Linked DNA regions of Mus musculus: region 2 is linked to region 1. The links are chromatin loops, found by intact Hi-C in ENCODE. Cell type or tissue: left cerebral cortex. All regions are shown on one strand. Links, peaks and the distances in the headings refer to the core of each region. The heading gives the core; the rest is flanking DNA. Region 1 has its middle 25 kb from the start of Vmn2r102. Region 2 holds the start of Vmn2r101 (vomeronasal 2, receptor 101).

Evidence for each region. A loop is a pair of places that touch in the nucleus more often than their neighbours do. Peaks named below come from ENCODE experiments on the same cell type or tissue, not always from the same donor. Only the 100,000 strongest peaks of a DNase experiment are listed, where the experiment ranks them.
Region 2: it touches region 1 in a loop (2.1-fold over the local background); 9 of 42 quality-filtered maps call a loop at or near these places.

What each region holds. Positions count from the first base shown.
Region 1 is chr17:19,629,844-19,640,995 of GRCm38, forward strand. No RefSeq gene overlaps it. Among named protein-coding and RNA genes, the nearest start is that of Vmn2r102, 25 kb to the right of the region's middle. In left cerebral cortex, for the core only: no CTCF peak of the experiment used is centred there; no DNase peak of the experiment used is centred there.
Region 2 is chr17:19,569,245-19,580,396 of GRCm38, forward strand. It overlaps Vmn2r101 (vomeronasal 2, receptor 101), which reads left to right and starts at 7,987. Exons shown (of 6, transcript NM_001104563.1): 1 at 7,987-8,204. The coding sequence starts at 7,987. In left cerebral cortex, for the core only: no CTCF peak of the experiment used is centred there; no DNase peak of the experiment used is centred there.

The DNA of each region.
Region 1 (11,152 bases), core at 2,012-10,011:
ACATATGCTATCATATCATCTGCAAATAGTGGTATTTTGACTTCTTCCTTTCCAATTTGTATCCCCTTGACATCCTTCTGTTGCTTTGGCTATGACTTCTAATACTATATTGAATAGGTAGGGAGAAAGTTGGCAGCATTTTCTAGTCACTGATTTTAGTGGGATTGCTTCCAACTTCTCTCCATTTACTTTCATGTTGGTTACTGGTTTGCTGTATATTGCCTATATTATGTTTAGGTATGGGCTTTGAATTTCTGATCTTTCCAAGACGTTTTTCATGAATGGGTGTTTGATTTTGTCAAATGATTTCTTAGCATCTAGGGAGAAGATCATGTAGTTTCTGTCTTTGAGTTTGTTTATAAAGTGGATTACATTGATGGATTTCCGTATATTAAACCATCCCTGCATGCCTGGAATGAAGTCTACTTGATCATGATAGATGATTGTTTTGATGTGTTCTTGGAATCGGTTAGCAAAAATTTTATTGAGTATGTTTGTATCGATATTCATAAGGGATGAAGTTCTTTATCTTTGTTGTATCTTTTTGTGGATTAGGTATCAGAGTAATTGTGGTTTCATAGAATGAATTGTGTAGGGTACCTTCTGTTTCTATTTTGTGGAACAGTTTGAGGAGAACTGGAATGAGTTCTTCTTTGAATGTCTGATAGTATTCTGCAATAAACCCATCTGGTCCTGGGCTTTCTTTGGTGGGGAGACTATTAATGACTGCTTCTATTTCTTTAGGGGATATGGAACTGTTTAGGTCATTAATGTGATACTGATTTAACTTTGGTACCTGGTATCTGTCTAGAAAATTGTTCATTTCATCCAGACTTTCCAGTTTTGTTGAGTATAGCCTTTTTGTAGTAAGATGTGATGGAGTTTTTGATTTCCCTAGGTTCTGTTGTTATAACTTCCTTTTCATTTCTGATTTTGTTAATTAGGATAATGTCCCTGTGCCCTCTAGTGAGTCTGGCTAAGGGTTTATCTATCTTGTTGATTTTCTCAAAGTACCAGCTCCTCCTTTGGTTGATTCTTTGAATAGTTCTTTTTGTTTCTTCATGGTTGATTTCAGTCCTAAGTTTGATTATTTCCTGTTGTCTACTCCTGTTGGTTGAATTTACTTCTTTTTGTTCTAGAGCTTTTAGGTGAGCTATCAAGCTTCTAATGTAAGCTCTCTCTAGTTTCTTATTGGAGGCACTCAGAGTTATAAGTTTTCCTCTTAGGAATGCTTTCTTTGTGTCCTGTTAATTTGGGTATGCTATGGCTTCATTTTCATTATACTTTTAAAAGTCTTTAATTTCTTTCTTTATTTTTTTCTTGACCAAGGTGTCATTGAGTTCTTCAGCTCCCATGTGAATGATGGCATTCTATTATTTATGTTGCTATTGAAGATTAATCTTAGTCCATGTTGGTCTGATAGGATGCATGGGATAATTTCAATATATTTTTATCTGTTGAGGCCTGTTTGGTGAAGAATTATATGGTTTTTTTGGGAGAGGTACCATGAGATGTTGAGAAGAAGGTATATCCTTTTGTTTTCTGATAAAATGTTCTGTAGATACCTGTTAAATCCATTTCTTTCATATTTCTGTTAGTTTCAATGTGTCTCTTTTTTGTTTCTGTTTCTAGGAAATGTCCAATGATGAGAGTGGGGTGTTGAAATCTCCCACTATTATTGTGTTAAGTTCAATATGTGCTTTGAGCTGTACTACAGTTTCTTTAATGAATGTGGATGCCCTTGCATTTGGAGCATAGGTATTCAGAATTGAGAGTTCATCTTGGAAGATTTTACCTTTGATGAGTATGAAGTTCCCCTCCTTGTGTTTTTTGATAACTTTGGGTTGGAAGACAATTTTATTCAATATTAGAATTGCTACTTCAGCTTGTTTCTTGAGATCCTTTGCTTGGAAAATTGTCTTCCAGCCTTTTACCCTGAGGTAGTATCTGCCCCCCCCCCTGCCCGAGGTGGGTTTCCTGTAAGCAACAAAATGTTGCATCCTGTTTATATAGCCAGTCTGTTAGTCTATATCTTTTTATTTGGGAATTGAGTCCATTGATATTAAGAGATATTAAGGAAAAGAAATTGTTGTTTCCTGCTATTTTTTGCTGTTAGAGTTGGGATTCTGTTCCTGCAGCTGTCTTCTATGTTTGTTGAAGAATTACTCTCTTGCTTTTTCTAGGGCATAGTTTCCATCTTTGTGTAGGTGTTTTTCCGTTATAATCCTTTGAATCCGCTGGATTTGTGGAATGATGTTGAATGAATTTGTTTTTTTTTTTTTTTTTCACAGAATATGTTTGTCTCCCCCTCTATGATAATTGAGAGTTTTTCTAGTTATTGTAGCCTGAGCTGGCATTTGTGTTCTTTAGTGTCTGTACAACATCTGTCCAGGAATTTCTGGCTTTCGTTGTCTCTGGTGAGAAGTCTGGAGTAATTCTAATAGGCCTGCCTTTATTTGTTACTTAAACTTTATTCCTTACTGCTTTTAATATTCTGTCTTTATTTAGTGCATTTGTTGTTCTGATTATTACCTGTTAGGAGGAATTTCTTTTCTGATCCAGTCTATTTAGAGTTTGTAGGCTTCTTGTATGTTCATGGGAATCTCTCTTTAGGAATGGGAAGTGGAAGTTTTTTTTTTTTTCTTTTTCCTATAATTTTGTTGAAGGTATTTATTGGACTTTTAATTTGAAAGTCCATTCTCATCTATACTTTTTATCTGTAGGTTTGGTCTTCTCATTGTATCCTGGATTTCCTAGATGTTTTGAGTTAGGATATTTTTGCATTTTCTTTGATTGTTGAGTCCATGTTCCCTTTGGAATCTTCTGAACCTGAGAGATACCTCTTTTATCTCTTGTATTCTGTTGCTGATGCTCACATCTATGATTCCTGATTTCTTTCCTAGGGTTTCTAAATCCAGAGTTTTCTCCCTTTGAGTTTTCTTCATTGTTTCTACTTCCATTTTTAGATCTTGGATGGTTTTGTTCAAATCCATCACCTGTTGAGTTCTGTTTTCTTATCATTATTTAAGGGATTTTTGTGTTTCCTCTTTAAGGATTTCTACCTGTTTAGCTGTGTTTTCCTGTAATTCCTTGAGGGATTTTTCTGCTTCCTCTTTAAGGGCTTCTACCTTTTTCCCAGTGTTCTGCTGTATTTCTTTAAGTGAGTTATTAATGCCCTACTTAATATCATCTGCCAGCATCATGAGATATGATTTTAGATTTGAATCTTGCTTTCCAGATGTGTTGGGGTATCCAGGACTTGCTGTGGAGGGCTTTCTGGGTGCTGATGATGTCCAGTGACTGGTTTTCTGTTATTAAGATTCTTTCCTTTGCCTTTCGCCATCTGGTAATCTCTGGTGTTAGATGTTCTAGCTGTCTCTGGCTGGATCTTGTTCCTTTTGTGGTTCTTTAGCCTCTGTCAGCACTCTTGGGAGACCAACTCTCTCCTGCATTCCATTGGTCAGAACACTCTCTGCAGGCAAGCTCTCCTCTTGCAGCAAAGGAGCACAGAAATCTAGAGCTCAGATCCCCTCCTGATTCCTGGTGTCATAGCCCTACCTGGTGGCTTACTCTCCTCTGGCAGGGAAGGTGTCCAGGGGTCTGCGTCTCTGCTCTGTCTCCAGGCAGTGATCTCAAGATCCCTGGTGTGCTAGCATGCCTGAAGCAAGCAGAGTCTTTGGGGGGCTTGGGGCCCTCAACTGAGATAATGTTGAAGATGGTGTAGGGGTGGCATAAACCAGAACGAACCCGAGCTCCTGGTTGGGCTACCGCAGGACTCTCTGGATTTTTTGGAACTGGTGTTGTGTTCCACTCACCAGTGATCTCCCCTTAGTCTCTTTTCTTATTGACTTTTTTTGTTCATACAATATATGGAAACTAGTTTGCTCTCTATACAGTTTTGAATCTGAAGAATGAGAAGTAAATATTAATTGACTAAGGTTCTGACTCTACTGTAAATTGTTCTTTCAATTATTTTATGTTCAGTGTCATTCGGTTTTAAGTTCAGTGTCATTTGGTTTACTAGGTGTCTTAGTCAGGGTTTCAATTCCTGCACAAACACCATGACCAAGAAGCAAGTTGGGGAGGAAAAGGTTTATTCAGCTTACAATTCCATACTGCTGTTTATCACCAAGGAAGTCAGGAGTGGAACTCAAGCAAGTCAGAAAGCAGGAGTGTGAAAGGAACAACTGGTTGATACATACTTGTTCACTGGCTTCTATGTTTGGGACTAGTTCCTACCACCACACAATTGTAGTATGGACACATATTTATCCAATTTTCATACACCCAGTGACTACAAAGATACTGTAGAAACTTTAGTGAAATTTCTTAAATACATTACAACAAGACAAGGAGCCTTATAATTTCTGAATACAAAACCAAACTATTCTTCATCCATCTTAGGAATTCTTACTTGTGTATGTTCATTGATACAATATTTCCATTCACAAAGTGCTGCAGACCCTCTGGGCCTCTGTGTCTGCATAGAACGGGTCTCTAGAGTAGGTAGGCAAAGCTTAGGATTAAATTGACAAACAGATGCACACAGTAGAGGTGTTGAATCTGAATGTAATCTCTGGTCGAGCTTTAGACTATTTTATAATACAGCGAATTATCAGGAGCTACAAATCACAATAAGACAAGGTACACTGAAATTTACCAGATACAAGCAAGAAAGGAATTTGTGGGAACTAGATAAATGTTTACAATAAAGATTACCAGCCCTGCCTAGGATCAGCCTAATGCCAGGCAAGAATTTCACACTTTAGTGTTAATAGCACCAGGGGGTTTTAACTCTTGACAGGCCTCAAGAATACTGTAGTGTCATCGACCCCTAAATCCCTAGGCCTTGTAAAATCTTATCTTGTCTGGAGAATTCCCCATTTATCAGGATAGTATATCAACTTGCTCTTGGCATGGAATGTAGCCTGTAGTAAAGATTTCTATCTCAGTGAGATTCCCAGGCTCTTTCTGCAAATCAACTGGGCTAATGGCCGTTTTATTGTAATGCTTAATTAGTTACTGAATAGGTTAAACTCCTTGCTGTAATCTGGGATCTTGTAACACTGGGAGAGGCTTTAGCTATGTCAGAATTCAATCTTAAAAGGCACTTATAATAGGGTAAAGCTTAATAGAGGGCACGTGGATCCATACACTAGACTAACGCGGGAATGGAAAATTAATTTTATGGGTTAGGGGGCTCGCCAGACTCAAGGAGGGAGTTTCCTTGAAACTCTTTTCCTCATGGCCAGCTTCCAAGCTTTTGCCTGTCAAGCTGACTCCACCAGAGTACATAGCAACAAAGCTGTGATTCAGTATGCAAGCTGATATCCCTAAAAATGCCAGTGGTTAAGAAAACTGTGACATATGTACACAATGAAAATTTGGTTAAGTGCTAAAAATGAATCTATGAACCATATATCAGGACTCAATATTCCATTCCAAATATAACAGTGTTTTCTGGAGAGCAACACAGCACCACAGGCCCAATTAATGACCCTGATATATACCATAAATCCTTTTAAAGTATGCCAAATAGCCTTCAACTCTACCCTTACCTTAGAAGCCACATTCTGGATCTGTGGGAGACTTCTTGGATCCTGGACTCCACTGAGACTAGTCTGCACAGGTGAGAGTGTGGACTATAGAAGATAACAGCTTCTGGGACAGGCAGGAGGAACAGAGCTTCTGAGGCAGCCCCATTTTAGGGCTCCAAACATCTGGACACCTTCCCTGCCAAAGGATAGGTATCCACCTTGCCCATGAGGACCTTGCCTGAGCATCTGCGGGAGACATCTTAATTCCTGGACTCCACTGGACTAGTCTGCTCAGGTGAGAGTGTGGACTGCAGAAGCTAAAGGCTTCTGGGACAGGTCCTGTTTCGGGCCTTCATCTTCTGCCAGGAGGCAAGTCTGAATGCCAGATATCTGTACACCTTCCCTGAAAGAGGAGAGCCTGCCTGCAGAGAGTGCTCTAACCACTGAAACTCAGGAGAGAGCTAGTCTCCCTGGTCTTCTGGTTGAGAGTAACAGAATCACGAGAGGTACAAGCTCTAACCAGAGACAAGTATAACAACTGACTCCAGAGTTTACCAGATGATGAAAAGGCAGATGTAAGAATCTTCCGTCTGGCCCATTCTTTTAGGTGTGACATAGTGGTGGCAATCCAATTTGCAAGTCCTTCAGCCATGGATACATCCACCAAGTGGAATTGATATGGACTATCCCAAAATCTCTTTGGGGTCTAAACAAGGTCATAACCGAAGACGCCTGCACGGGCCATGGTAACAATCAAGGCATTCTGGTCACAATAGCTAAAGAAAACATAGAAGCATTCCAACACATACTATAAAAACAATTATCCTCCTTACATTCTACAACATCATCAAAATAACTACCATTATAAACTAAAAATACAAAAGGAGGCCAAACGCATACGGGCATCTCTTTAAAGAATACATTCTTCCCATAAGCAAATTGAATAACAGAAGACTCAAATAATACAGATCCATTCCAACAAAAGCTAGCATTTCCCCAAGCCCCACCTATCCACATACTCAAAGGAGAAAGATCTGTACAACTCCCAATTTATCCCACACAAGAGCCAAACATTAAAGGGATTGCTTGCCCCCCTCTGGGCTGGATTTTGATACATCCAATTAAACCCTGAAAACGTATGATTATGACTGGTACTAATATAAGGGGAAAAGGTAAAATATTTTTTCACGGCCCACGCAGCTTTCCTGGACTGGCAGCTGGTCCATGGGGGCAGCGAATCTCAAATGCCCCTACAAAAGGGGGCCCATCATGGCTGAGGAGGAATAGAATCGTTACCTCTGGGGATACTAGCAGGCCACACCCCTTGAATCCAGGTGGCATTGGCTCTAGTGGAACTATTATAAGGTTTATCAAAACAAGCAGCTGATACATTTGCACACAAGCACTATTTTGAGAAATATTATATATTACTAGAAAATGCAATAATCCTGTCAGGCCTAACTTTAAAGGTTCCTTAACCCCCACTATATCTTCATCTCCAGGCAAAAAGGGTAACTGCAAAGATGCATTAGAAGTAAAAAAGCAAGGAAATACTTGAGCTGAATGGGTCAACGGCAATGGTTTGGGAAACACTGACATGATTCCCCATCCTAGATCTTCAGACATCACTGCAGGCAGCATCATCTCCCCCAGGAGCAGCTTCATTAGGGCACCTCCGTCCATCTTGAACTGCCCTCATCAATCGCTCCAGAACCCAAATCGGCTGGCGATGATCCTGTGGAAACACACAAATAGACCCTCTCGACCAGACCAACACAGGATCGGGCCTATGCCATCGACCACTCAGAACATTCTTCCACATGACTGTGCCTTTGTAGGATGCCTCGGGATTGTCAAACCATTGCACAGCAGTCAAATCATTTTTATCTTTATTCAAACAATTTAAGGTAAAGAGAGCAATGGCTAATCTCTCCCTAGGAGTAACTCCAGAGGTTACTTCCCCTTTTTGTTTTCTCAGACACTCTTTCAGAGTGTGATAGGCTCTTTAAATGATGCCCTGGCCCTGAGGATTGTAGGGTATACTGTGCACCAAGCAGACACCCATCATTTTACAAAAGGAAACAAAAGAAGCTGAAGTATAAGCAGGTCCATTATCAGTCTTAAGCTCTCTGGGCTGACCCTATGCACCCCATGCCTCAAAGCAATAGGCAATGCCATGGAGTGCATTTTACCTGTATGCAGGGAGGCAAACAACACCCCAGAGGCTGTATCTACAGAAATATGAACAAATTGCAGTTTACCAAATTCTAAAAAACGAGTCACATCCATTTGCCAAATGTGGAGGGGAAGCAGGCCGCAAGGGTTTACTCCCACACTCGCCTGAGGCAATGGGGGGCACAGGCTTTGCAAGACATAACAATGTCCCTTGCCCCTGCTCTAGTAATATGAAATTGAGAAGAAAGTGTTTTGGAATTCACATGAAACTGTGAATGAAATCCAGGAGCCAGTTCTACAGGTTTCTGAATCAAAAAGGCAGAAGCAGGTCTAGCAGCTTTATCAACCAAATCATTGCCCTCTGCTAAAGGGCTAAGCAAACCTGGATGAGCTCGAATGTGTTGGACAAAAAAAAAATGGAGAATTTCTATTTAAAATTAAGGATTGCAATTTATTTAACAAATCCCCTATAGTGGATTGAAAATTCACCTCCCTCCCCCCCACTTCCAGCACTGTTAATAAATTAACCACATACTGACTATCTGAAATTAAATTAAAAGATTCAGAATACAATTCAAAAATTTTTATAATAATCTGCAACTCAATAACTTGGGGAGAAGCAGGGGGAAACTGTAAAGTTACTGGCGTGGAGCCATGGACCAAATATGCTCCGCAGCCTGTCTTAGACCCATCTGTAAAAATTAAAGGGGCATCAGGCAATGGCACTCGAGATGTAAGTCGTGGAAAAAACAACTGGATGAGCTTTAATCAGCTACAAAATGGATCCTTAGGGAAATGATTATCCATTTTCCCCATAAAGCTACATCTCAAAATTGCCCAATCATCAACAGTAGCTGATAATACTTCTATTTGCTTCATATTATATGGAACAATCAATTCCTGAGGGGGACTGCCAAAATATTGAATACATTGTTGTAGGCCAATCAAGGCCAATTGTGCTACTGAGGCAGGGTAATAAGACAAGATTTTTGCGGGCGAAATCTTGGGATGTATCCATAGCAAGGGGGCGCCCTGCCAGAGGACTCCAGTAGACTGGGTCTCCGAGGGCAGGATGCACAAAATAATAGGACTGAACAGATATCTTCTCTTTAATGCTGCTGTTTGAATACCCTTTTCGACCAAACTTAAAGCTATGCGGGCAAAATCAGTAAGCGGCCAGGGGGAATTTAATTCTATATCTCCTGGTAAAATATCATATAATGGTTGTAATTGGTTATTGGTTAGGCCCAAATAGGGACGTACCCACTGCATATCCCCCAATAGCTTTTGAAAATCATTCAATGTCCTCAAATTATCCGCCCAAATCTGAATTTTCTGGGGAGATTCTTGACTATCAAAAATTTTTGTTCCTAAATAATTCACCACTTTTCCTTTCTGAACCTTTTCCGGGGATACAACCAATTGCTTTTCTTTTAATTTTTGGATCACCACACTATATGTTTGTTCCAATAGCTCCTCTGTTGGTGCAGCAAGAAGTATATCATCCATATAGTGGTAACACTTCAACCTAGGATATTGATCTCTGACCCCTTTAAAAGCAGAATCTACATAATGTTGACACATGGTGGGGCTATTAGCCATGCCTTGAGGCAAAACAACACATTCAAATCTCTTATTGAGCTCAATATGAATAAAAGAGGGCACTGTAAAAGCAAATCTTACTGCATCCTGGGGATGCAATGGAATGGAAAAAAATCCTTAATATCTAAAATAATTAAAGTCCAATTACTAGGAAAGGCAGAAGGAAGGGGTAATCTCCTCTGTACAGGTCCCATAATTACCATGTGTTTATTAATTTCTCTCACATCATGTAATAACCTCCATTTCCCTAATTTTTTCTTTATAATAAAAATCGGGGTATTCCAGGGGGAAGTAGAGGGTCTGATATGGCCTAGGTTCAACTGTTCCCTAACCAGGTCTTATGCTGTTGTTAATTTCTCTGAGGGTAGTGGCCACTGAGGAACCCACACTGGTTCCTCAGTCTTCCAAGTAATGGCTAGAGCTCCCTCAGTGGCCACTAGGAAAAACCCAAACCGGCTCAGTCATTCTTCCTCTCAACCGGTATCAGGGATAGTCTACCTTGTAAATAGCGACCCAAACTTTTACCAGGTTTATATCCTGAATGCAATCTCATTCGCTGGGTTTGGGTGTTATATGGTCCTTCATTGGTCAGTTTAAAACCCATCTTTTTCATCAAATCACGCCCTCATAATGAAATAGGGATGGACAGCACATAGGGCTGGAAATGCCCTGAATGCCCTTCCTCGTCACACCACCTTAGATGGCAAGAACTCATTTCTGGCATCTGAGCATATCCAAGTCCTCTCAGGGTTTGCTCTGATCGCTGATGTGGCCAACCAGAGGACCAATCCTTGATGCTGAATCTGTGCCAGTGTCCAACAGCCCAGAAATAGATTTTCTCTCTATTGTAAGCTGCAATGAAGGTATTTCATCTAAATCTAGGGAGCAGAAAATGGCAGAAGTGCCAGTAGAGCCAAATCCCTTGTCCCCTCTTTCTTCCTCCTTAGCTGGGAACTGAGAATGACAACTAGGTAATAAAAGTAACTGAGCTATGTGATTGCAGGGGGAGATGGTTACTATGCCTGTAGGTGAAGAGACCATGATCTTGACTTGTCCTGTATAATCTGAATCTATGACTCCAGGATGGACTATCAGGCCCTGCATTGTTACAGAGCTCATTCCTAAGATCAACCCTACTGTATTTGCTGGTAGAGGGCCTTTGAAATCTGAATCCACCAGCTGAACCCCCATATGGGGGGTTAATACAAGTAGGGTGGCAGAACTGAAGTCCAGCCCTGTGCTTCCTCTCATGGCCATCCTGGGTTGTTCCACTGCTTTGGCAGTCTCAAATTGGGCCATCCCTCTGTGACTGCCCCATATATTTGAGGGCCCTGAGGTCGAAGCTCCCATCTTCCGCTTTTTGGCTGAGAGCCCCCATGCTTGATTGGCTGCCCATGAATATCCTTCACTGAGCGACACTCATGGACCCAATGATTTCCCTTTATACATTTTGGACAAAGTCCAGGTACCTGAGGCCGCTGGCCTCCTGTTCCAGTCTGTTGCCGGCATTGTTGCCTCATATGACCAGGTTGCCAGCATTTGAAATAGCCTGTGTTCCTGGACCCATTCTTTCCTTGGGAGACCTGCACAACTGCAGCAGCCAGCCCTGCGTTAGTTAATGGGTCTCCTAGCTTGCTACAGATCTTCATCCATACCTCAAGCCCCTTATGTTTATATGGGTTAATGGCTTGTGTACATTCCTTTGTACATAGTTCAAAAATCAGCTGTTTCACTAATGGTGTTGCCGCAAACACCCTACCTGCCACTTCTATCACCCTGGCCACAAAGTCTGCCAATGGCTCTGTGGGTCCTTGAAGGATTTTTGTTAAATTAACACT
Region 2 (11,152 bases), core at 1,694-9,693, 61 kb before region 1:
CTCCTTGGTTGGTGGTCTAGCCTTTGGGAGAACTTGATAGACTGGCCAAAATATGTTGTTCTTCTAATGGGGTTGCAATCCCCCTACACTCCTCCAATCTTTCTGCCAGCTCCATCACCAGGTTCCCTAAGTTCAGTCTGATGGTTGGTTCCAAGTATCTGCATCTGCATTGGTCAACTACTGGCTAGACCTCACAAGGGCCCACAACACTAGGTTCCTGTCAGCAAATGCCACTTGACCACAGCAACAGTGTTGGGTTTGCTGTCTTTAAACATCATTAATCCCCAGTTGGGGCTGTCCCCTAATGGCCTGACCTTCAGTCTCTGTTCCATTTTTTTGTCCCTGTTCTTCCTTGGGCAGGAACATTTCTGGGTTAAAAAAGCTTTTAGACAGGTTGGTAGCCACATCCCTCGAACTGGGACAGTTTCTATCTACGGGAGGTGGTCTCCATAGGTTCTATCTCCCCCTTCTCTGTGCATCATGGCTAAAGACCCTTTCTCTGGGTCATGGGAACCTCACACTTTTCTGGTGTCTGGGATCCTCCATTGGCCAAACCCAGTTCCTCATCTCACCTGCTACCGAATTTTGATCAGTTTCCTGATCCTTTGTACATCTCTGACATCTCCTCCAGTTTCTGATACAATCATCCTTATTTCATGCTCCTTCCTTATTTATTCCATATGACCCATAGGCATAAGAAAGCCTAGGCATTGTGAACTTTTGGGTTAATATCTACTTATTAGTAAGTGTATACAATGTGTGTAGTTTTCTGTCTGGGTTACCTCACTCAAGTTGATATTTTCTAGTTCCAACGTTTGCTTACAAACTTCATGAAGTCATTGTTTATAATTATCAAAGAGAAGGTTTCCTGGCCCAAGTATAAGAAATCAAAAAGGCACACAGAGCTTATGAATATAGTTCATCATATGAATATGAGGAAATTGCTTACTATTATAAAATAGCCTGGGGGCTTACTCTGGACCCTCTCTCCCCAAATAAAATTAAATGAGCTATTTATTCTGCCATTCATTGGGATACCCTTCTAGAGAGCAAATTGAAACATTAATGCTTGATATGACAGTGATTTGCTCTAAAATTACCTATATGTAACTCATTTAAAAGGGGCAAACCAATTCTAATATGTAGAATAAATTTTACGAATATCAGGAAAAACATATTTTGGCTAACTGTAAGTGCTATAAATATTAAACTAGATCTTAGGCCAAAGTTAAAGTTACAGTTAGATGGAATTGGGATTGATGGCCTAGTAAATGCCAGGACAAATGTAATGATAATTTCACATGACATGACTCTTGAAATTCAACTTGGTCACCTCAAAAAGTCTACCTGTACTGGGGCCTGGGACATTTCCTCAGACAAAACAGAGTCTAAAATAGATTATATGTATTGGTCCAGAATTTCAAATGTTGAGATGAAAGCTGTATGTAGCAGATACAGTCTTGGAATTATGTGGAAGTAATCTATTATACCAGTGGAACAAATAGACTAATGTTTCTTCAACTTCATATAGAAGCAGTAAATAAGGGCATGTTCCAGATAAAGATTGGAAAATATTATAAAAAACAACTAACAACATATTTTGACTCTCCAAATGTTTGAAATGGGTCACTGCATTATGCCATTGAAATGGTTAACTAACAAATATAGTCATGTAGAACAGTGGCATTTAAGTTTAAAAAAAAAAAAAGTTACAGGCCTTATCAGAGTTGGTCCAAGAAGAGAAAGAAACTGGATGTATAGAAGAGTCCACCTATGCTTAGAAATCTCCAATATTTTTCATTAAAAATTCATATAATAATGAATGTGAATAGAATTAGAAGCTATAAATAAATTCATCCCATTTGTTCTCTGTAACATGATTTATCATTAAAATTTTTGGTATCTAAGTCATGATATATTTTAGTGATTAATTTAAAAGATTATTTCATTTACTATACCCTTAAAGTAACAGGACAAAGAGAATTACTCTTGAGTGTGCCCCCCCACAAAAAAAAAGATGTCAAGGAAAAGTTGGCATAAGGATTTCTAAACAGCTATTACTTTTTTCAAAAATTTTAAAGCATATACTATAAATAATACTAAACAGTTTCCCCAATCTATATCACATCATGAAATGAATGATATACTATTGAATTATCCCAATATTGATACCTTAAAAAATTACTAATTGAAGTAAAAATATTTTGCCTTACTTGTGATTGCAAATTTTTTTCTGGAAAAATACAAAGTGGGGATTCTATCAACTATTTACAATGTTTGCTATGTCTTCAGAAAATTCAGTAAGGTAAAGTAGAGATTATACAAGATCAGTTACCAACTACTGGTTATTTCAGAAAATTACTGGGTGATATTAATTGGCTTTGGCTCATCATTGAATTAAATCCTTAAGTCTTACTGATCGCTATCATGGGAGTACTTTTATACATTAAAGCTGATAATGTTCTGGTTTATGTATGCAGTTAAATTAAAAAAATTCATATTATAACATAAAACCTATTATGGGTACACTGTACAATCCTAGTGATCAAACAATTTTAGAAAAATCTAACTGGATTCTGGATTTTAAACAAGATAATAATAAATGAGGGATATGAGACCTCCTGGAGATGCGTTTTTTCTTTATTTCTTTTCTTTTCTTTTCTTTTCTTTTCTTTTCTTTTCTTTTTTTTCTTTCTTTCTTTTTTTTTCCGACACAGTGTTTCTCACTATAGCCCTGGCTATACTGGAACACTCACTCTGTACATGAGGCTGGTCTTGAACTCAAAAATCCGCATGCCTCTGTCTCTCAAGTGTTGGGATTACAGGCATGAGCCACCACTGCCCAGTTAGAGACATGTTTTATAATGATTTATTAACTTCAAAATTTTGTATGTCAGCAACACAGTCTAAAAACTCTTGATTCCTACCATGGAAAGTACAAAGAAGAGATGAAAATGACAACATAGCAGGTGAAGGCATAAAAGCTGAACCCATTACATGGGAACAACTCAAAAGAAAGAGAGGTCAACAATATCTGAATGCTTGAAACTTCTTCCTGGTTTAGGTATTAATGATAACCATACAGGTCACAACACTCATTTTTTTTCCCAGAACACTTGCAACAATCAGTGAGATAACTGAAGGAGACATAAATGTCTGTACAGTAGCTAATGAAGCTTTTGACAATCTGGAATCCTTGATTTATTGTTACATATCATCAACTCAGAAGTAAGTCACAATTGGTGATATGACCCACTATTACACTTACTTTATGCACTCCAAAATGGCTTAAAAAGATCAACAGATTTCATTCACATGCTCATGCACAGAGCAGAGAAAATATTAGCTGCTTTGTGCATACCACACATTTCATAATATATCAGTACAAACGTGTCCCTACATTGTTACTTTTAAAGCATTGCAGATTTTCAAATTAAAAGCACACAGACACCATTAAATTTAATATCCTGACAAGAATCACTTCGAAGATGGTAATATCAACAACTCTTCCAGGGTCCTGCCTGGTAGAGCTGTTCCCTCAAAATCTGCATTCCAAGACAGCTTCAAAGATACTAGCCCTAGTTGTTCCAGATTCAATGACTGCATCATGTGGGCTTGTAATTTTCTGGTCAGATGTTTCCAAAAGGCCTTTATAATGAACGAAAGAGCCAGTGCTCCCAACACTTTGCCAATATCCTTATTTACTTTGTGTCTCCAAACATTTTGTTGAAGAAACTTTCTGTAGAGAACAATTCTCTCATTCCTGTGAGAGGTGGGGTGAAAGGTTGCTGCTGACAAATTTTGGTCATATAGCGAGGTTGTTTGCAGTTTGTTGATGGTCAAAGATGGAAGAAAAAATATCCAGTGATTCTTTGTCTCTCTTTCTCCTCTCTCCTTTCTCTTCTGTCTAGTGTTAGGGTGTGAAACTAGAGGTAATTTTGTGATGAAAAGTAGAAGAAGGGTAGAATATTATATCTCCATTTAGAATATTAAAGGGACAAATGTCTGGAGATATGTTGATAAGGATTTTTGGAAGATGATTGAAAATTTAATGTCATAAAGACCTAATTAGATTAACAATAATTAAAGATTTATGCCTAACTACTTATCTCTTTGCCAGTTGTTCATCACCAAGCTGTTAAATAAGGAACAACCGATTTTTTTGATCTCCCAAGAAAATCCTTTTCCAATGGCAGTGATTTAGACAGAAGATACAATCCATCAGAAGGTTGAAGAAGGTGACTACTGCCTAAAAAGTGAGTAGTTCTCCTATCTCTGAGAAGCACAACTTATGTCTCTTCCATTAATATATGACTGGTACCTATTGCTATGTCAAAGTCAATGCTGGCTACTAAGACTTCTCTATGATATCCTGGAAGACAGTTTTGGTAAATTAGAATTAACCTTTTCTCTTTAACCCATGCATGGACTTTTAAAAAAAATTTTGCTTATATTCATATTCAGTTTAGTGGCCTGTTACCATTTAAATTATGTCCATGATTACATATTTAATTTGATAATAAAAGAGTTTGAATTTAAAATCCTTAGTTTAACTTTCTACACGTATAAAAGCTACTATTATAAACTGATAGTAATAATTAAGAAATTCATGTTGGAAGTCAGTCACCTTACAAATACTCAAATCCTTTAGTGCATTAAGAATTACCACTGGAGCCATGCTCAGAATTGATGTACTTAATTAAGTGAATAAGCCTAACATTGTCTGCTTAAGCTTAGAATGAGTATCAAGAAACAAGCAAAACTTTTTCTATCCAGAAAGAATTTAGACAGACTACAGATAACTTGGGATTGTGGCATTTAAGATATTAAAAAAAAAAAAAAAAAGCTTTTTTGTGATAAAGATACACATCAAGAAAGGCAACACTCTGAATCTCCTCCAAAGAAGATGATGGGCAAAAATCAATCTTCCCCCTGACTTTGCTACAAATTTGAGAAAACTGTCCACTTTACCTTTACTGATGACAGTACAGAGTCCAAATTGTTGACAAGCAAGATACTTGATAGGAACTTACCCAACATTTCCTAGACAACGTAGGCGATTCCTCCAAATTTCTGCTTTACAGTCAGAACTTCTAGGCATGGCTGCTAAAATGGATGTCTCCACTGAAACAGATGGGCGATTGTACTAGGAGCCAGTATATCTCTGTCTTTTTTTTTTTTTTTTTTTCAAACAGAAGCTAGTTGGTTTGCATATCCTGCTTACTCAGGCAAATTTTTTCCTCTCAAGTATTTGATGAGTTTGAAAAGTAGATTAATGATAGTCATGCCAAAGTGCAGTGTTTAACATTAATCAGTTAATTTCTGATAATATTATCATATTCATAAAACCCCCAAATAAGATTTCCTTAGATTATCTTCTAATTATAAACTTTTAAAATACTTTTAATTGTGTTAATTTGACATAAATCCTTTTCAGAACTTTGCACTAAATAAGATAGATTAGAAGTAATTTCCTGAAAATTGTAAATACAAATGAAGTAGACATTTTATTAATAATTCTTACCCTGTCAGGAGTCATAATGGGACAATCTAATAAGTAGCAGGTGATCATCCTGAATTGGCCTGCCTCATATTATTATATAGTCTGCAACAGGTGAGCCCTCCTTAAGCAAGGCTATGAGGGACACATTTTAGGAACAATTCCTGCTATTAATATGCTTTCCTGTTATTATTAAACATATTTAACACTCACTAAGTCAGAGCACATCTGTGCAGATACTCAAAGATGTACTATTTTGTTGATGATATATTGACATATAGACTACCTAAGCCTTAATGATGACCCTATAAGGATTCCTAAAATGCTATCTGTGATTATTAAGCTTTTTTATAATGAGACTGTTAATAGGTCATTTTTTTGATAGTCAAATCTGTAATAAGAACCCTGTCAGTCAACCAAGTGTCACCAGTTAATTGCTCTTATATGGTAACCAGACTTTCCCCTACCCAGAGCACATTTCAAGAGGTTGTAAATCAATTAACCAAAGGTCAGTAAAAGGGAACTAGCTATTTACTATAGGTGCTAGGACAAAAAATAAAATATTGACTGGGTTTATCTACACAAAACTTCACTAATAATTTAGTTAAGGTTTTAAACCTTCAGTGAACCTGTGGAGCTCAGACAGGTGATGGATGTTTAGCTAGATAATTACTCTAATGAATATGCATGTAAACTTTTGCTGTTGTAAACTTCTATTTCATTTCTTGATTTTATGTTTTGTGTGAATTTGTGATGATCTTTGTAACATGTGATCATGTATTCTCCAAGATATTTAAGTACTGACAATATGTCAGAGACCATACTTTGAGAAAGTGAGCTTTTCACAATCTCCCATCCTGACAGGCTAAATGGCCTAGTGCTTGGGGTTGGTTGTCACTCCCTCCTCCCTGTTCCCTTTCTGGCATCTGAGGCTATAAAAGCTGAATTATAGTCCCCTCTCCTATCTCTTCCTGAACTCCTATGACTTCCAAGGCCATGAGTTATGCCTGAGCCCAGCCTTACACCCCAATGCTGTCAAAGAAGATCTATGTTCCAGAGATAAGACACAGAGTGCTTGCCACCTGGATCCTGACTTCGGCCATCATGTCAGCAGATGCCCATTTTTTTTTTTGTTCTTTGTTAAATTCCCCCCCCCCCCGACTCCTCCCTATTCTCCATGATATATGCTTTAAAACCAGGCACCTCAGCCTAATAAACAGAGACCTTGACAACTATTTGCTTGGTCTTCTGCTTTTCTTCCCCTTCCTCCCATTTTCTTCCAGGTTTTTGGTCCCCCTCGCACCCACGAATAAATGAATCCCATGAGACAGGATAAGAACAAAGAAATGAAACAGAACTAAAATCAATAGAGGAGACTTTTTTGCCTTTCCCCACATTGACTAGAATCTTTTCCCTTTCCTCACTTAGAGAATTTTTCCCTTTACTCACTTAGGATCTCTCTGCTTATCCTGTTAGATTGCTTTCATAAGATTTTTTTTTTTACAACTTGGTAATAATCTCTTCTCTAAGTGTTTTCTCTTCCTGTATCTTCTGACTAGCAGGCTGAAATTTAGAGCCCAGCAGTTCCTGCTGAGATAGAACAAAGGCTGCATTACTTAATCCTCTTCTGTTGGGCTACAGTTAATCGCCTAAGCCAGCAATCTTTTACCCTTAGAAAGAGCAAGAAACTTTTCAGGACTTTTTAGAAGTTATCATCATCATTTCAGTATAATTAGAGAGCTAGAAAACTTGGAGACCCTCAAACTTTAAAGCCATCACCAGAGTCCTAGTCTGTGAATCCACCACTACACTGGCTGAGCTGGAAGCTCATTCCATTACGCTGACAATTCTCAAAAGTATTCTTATTGTATAAAGTTTACAGATATTAGAGATAAAGTCCATTTCTTGAATTAAAAGCAGGAAAAGTTGGGCTAACCTAAACGAATGTGTATTGTATAAATTATCTTGGAAGTTGTTCCCCAAAGTTCTTACTTGTTAGTTGCCTCCAAAACCCTTCAATATATTAATTTTGAGTGATTATACCTGCATTGCTTTATTTTTAGTCTTTTCCCTTTTCAGTTGCTTGGCCTCCTGTGATGGAGCCTGTGGGGATCAGCCTATATTATTATTTTTTTTATATTAAAAGTTTCTTGCTTCATATGGTTAGCTAACTCATCCCAAGAGATCAACCCTAAGCTCTTGCTGTTTTTAGTCTGTGCTGAAGTCATAGTGCCTTTGGCTAGTGAAGAATATGAACAAACATATTTCTGAACTTTTGTTTTTTAACTTGAATATAGGGCTTAAGTACCACAGTCCATGTTAAAAAATAGTTTCAAAATTCCTAATGTCATTCTCAATGCCTTGGAATAATTATTGTGACAGACTGACTCATCAACAAATACAAAACATACATGGTCACAAAACATGAACCAAACATATATGTACTGAACACAGTTTTGCATTAAGCAGACCCATGTACCAATAGGATGCTCCTCTGGATTTTTATCTTCAGGCTTTTGGATATTCCCAAATTTGTCTCTGCTTTTACCTATAATATCAGTAGATGTTATTTCATAATCACTGAAGAATTTCACCATGAAGGAGATGTTGTGGTTGGTGCATTTTTCCCTCTTCATACTTTCTACACGGAAAAGAAAATGCCACATTCAACTGTACCATATGAATATTTGGACAATCAAATACAGTAAGTACATATATTTCTTTTCCAAGTTCAGAATTCTTATGACTTAGAGGGTGTAGTAATTAAAATTTACTTTTTTACTTTTTATTTTGAAAAATTTAATCTTAGAATTTCTAAAATATTTTCATCAGTTTAATCTTCCTTTTAGAACATTTTCCTCACTCAGCCAGAATGGAAATGGAAACATCGACTGTATTCACTTTAGTTTTTTCTTTGATTGGTAACCTTAACCTCTTATTTGCCATTCTTGTTATGCCACAATATCTGAATAATTTTCAGTGTTTTGACTTCAAGGAATGATGATTTATTCTAAGCCTTACATTGCTCCTTTTAGCATTTTGGAAATCCTGATTGTGCCTGGGATATTAGGTGATGTCACTAAAAGCTGTAAGTTCTCTGTGTGTTGTGATACTTCAATAAAGAGGCCACATGTGTTACATGCAGCTGATTCCAGAATTAACAGTGTCACGTTTTGAAGTTGTGAATACATCTGGACTCCATAGATATGTCATCTATCTCATGCTTTATTATAAGAGTTTGTTTGATAAGTTAATTTTTTCCTCAGACATTTTGCAGTATTTATTCTGATTTTTATGTATGTGCCTACCAAGACTTACTGGCTATGAGATTTTCATCTTGGTGCTGATTCTTAGTTAAATAATCCAGGTTAATTGATAGTGTCAGACATCTATTGCTGAGTTGGACAGAAATGTTCATGTATGTTTTTTAATCAGGTAAATAAGTTGATTTTATCCAAGCCAGATTTTTTAATCTACCCTGTTTATAACCAATCAGCTTGATTAATCCCATTTACTCTTTTCATTGGCAGTAATGTCTTTTTTTGTCTCTTTTTCTTTGTGTGTATTCTAAGGACGATATAATCTCCAGAGGTATATTCAATCAAATTTATAAGTACAAAGAAAAGCAGCTCATAGCATGTATGGCAGAATTGGGAGCATAAGTTTGTTTTTAAAGTTCTCTCTGTGGTAAGGACTCATGGTGCTTTTTATTAGCCCTGAAAAGATTATTTTACCATTCATCTTTTAGAGGCAGATGAGTGCATCCAACTCAAAAATTCATATTCATTAAGTAAATTTTTACTTGTGCAAGTAATAATCTTTCTTATGAAAGTATATTACACCTTGGTAAACTATTTCACAGCATCCTTTAGTTACCAGCAATTGTGTGTGTGTGTGTGTGTGTGTGTGTGTGTATGCATGTGTTTGTGTTGTGTAAGTTTCAGTCCATCTAGGCAACTTATGAATGTTGAGTTCTTGAAATTAAAATAAGAAATGAAGTGCACAAGAATTTGCATAAAGAATGGAAGAGGGAAATGATGTATTTTATGATCTTAAGAAAAATGAAAAAATAGTTTTAATTTTCAAAATATATTTATTATAAAGCATGGTTTTTAAATATTCGGTGTGCAAAAGAGTTTGATGTTGCCTCTGATCATTAATCTGTGACTGTAAATTTTGAGTTCCTTTGCTCTATTAGTAACAGTTATTACTTAATTCCTCACATGTGTGGAACTTTCAAAAATCATATATATCTTTGAATTTTTGTATGTATTTATTTGGATATATAATATTTATACATGAAAAACGTCATTGATCTTTTTGCTTAAATTATATATCCCACAAATAAATTTTACCTATGAGCTATTTTACTTCATTTGTATTTTTATCTCTCTGCTTTCATTTAAAATTACCATTTACTAATTTTTTTTCATTTCTGTGTATGATATCAAAGATCATTTTTATTATTTAAGTAAAAAATAACTTTAATTTCAAAACACGTGCATGCATTCACCATGGAACTTTATAATTAATATCAAACAGTGTAATATAAAACATGAATTTAAGACCACCTAGTACCTTCCCACTTCAGAAAAGACTTTCCCAACTGTACCAGCAGACCAAGTGCAGAGCCAGATAAGAAAGCTGGCTGACTAAACAAATGTAAAAACATAGTTTTAGTTGTCAAAATGATTAAGCATACAGCTGTCAAAAAACATTAGCTGTTCTCAGAGAAATAATCATAACAAAAATAACAGTTCTCAGAAGAACTCTCTTACACTCCACACTGAATTTTGAGAAAAACAAAAGAAAACACAAACTGCCCTAACCTTGCTATGATTCCCTGTGACATAATAACCCAACATGGTACAAGCAAAGTGAGTCACTAGGCCAGAGGTTGTCACTATACAAACCAACCAATGTCTGAAAAGGTTACTTGCTACACCAATTAGAATAAGCCAGTTACCCTGTTGCTCAGATCTGCCCCTTACAAGGTATAAAAAGTGTTCTTTCTTTGTTCTGTTTCTTTTGTCTGCCCTGTGTGCTTAGATGGGAGTCCCCAACATGTTGTATCAATAAAAAATCCTCATGAGGTGTGCAATCATGGTGATCTCTGTGGTCTTTGTGAGTGAGGGTCTTTTGATGAACTCCAACACGATGTTCTCAAGTAGGTTTAATGAGCAATTGTCCTATACCAAGGCTGCTAGGTTGTTGATCATGCTTTTTACTTTCAAATGACTCTATTGCTTGTCATCATATTGATATTATTATGACTATGTTTTCTCTTTATTTTTATAAGTGAATGTGTCTTTGTTTATTTGTGAATATATGACCTTTCATGTTTGTACACATTGAATTTCTGGAATTCAACCTTGGATTCTCTGGAAAAATGACACCCTTAATTCCTCAGAAAGTACTTCTCTCCACCATAAATTTTTCCCTGAAAACCTTAATAATGATAATATATTTAAACTTTTAAAAAATTCAGTTCATTGATCATATTTTCCAGAGCTCCCAGATAGTTCAGTACCCACCATTTCTTTCCATATCTATCATGCCTAATACCAAGTTTTGACTGGATCTATTATAGGACAAGCTTATAACTTGCAAGTGATCTTCTTGAAATGACTTTGCTTTAGATTAAATGTATGA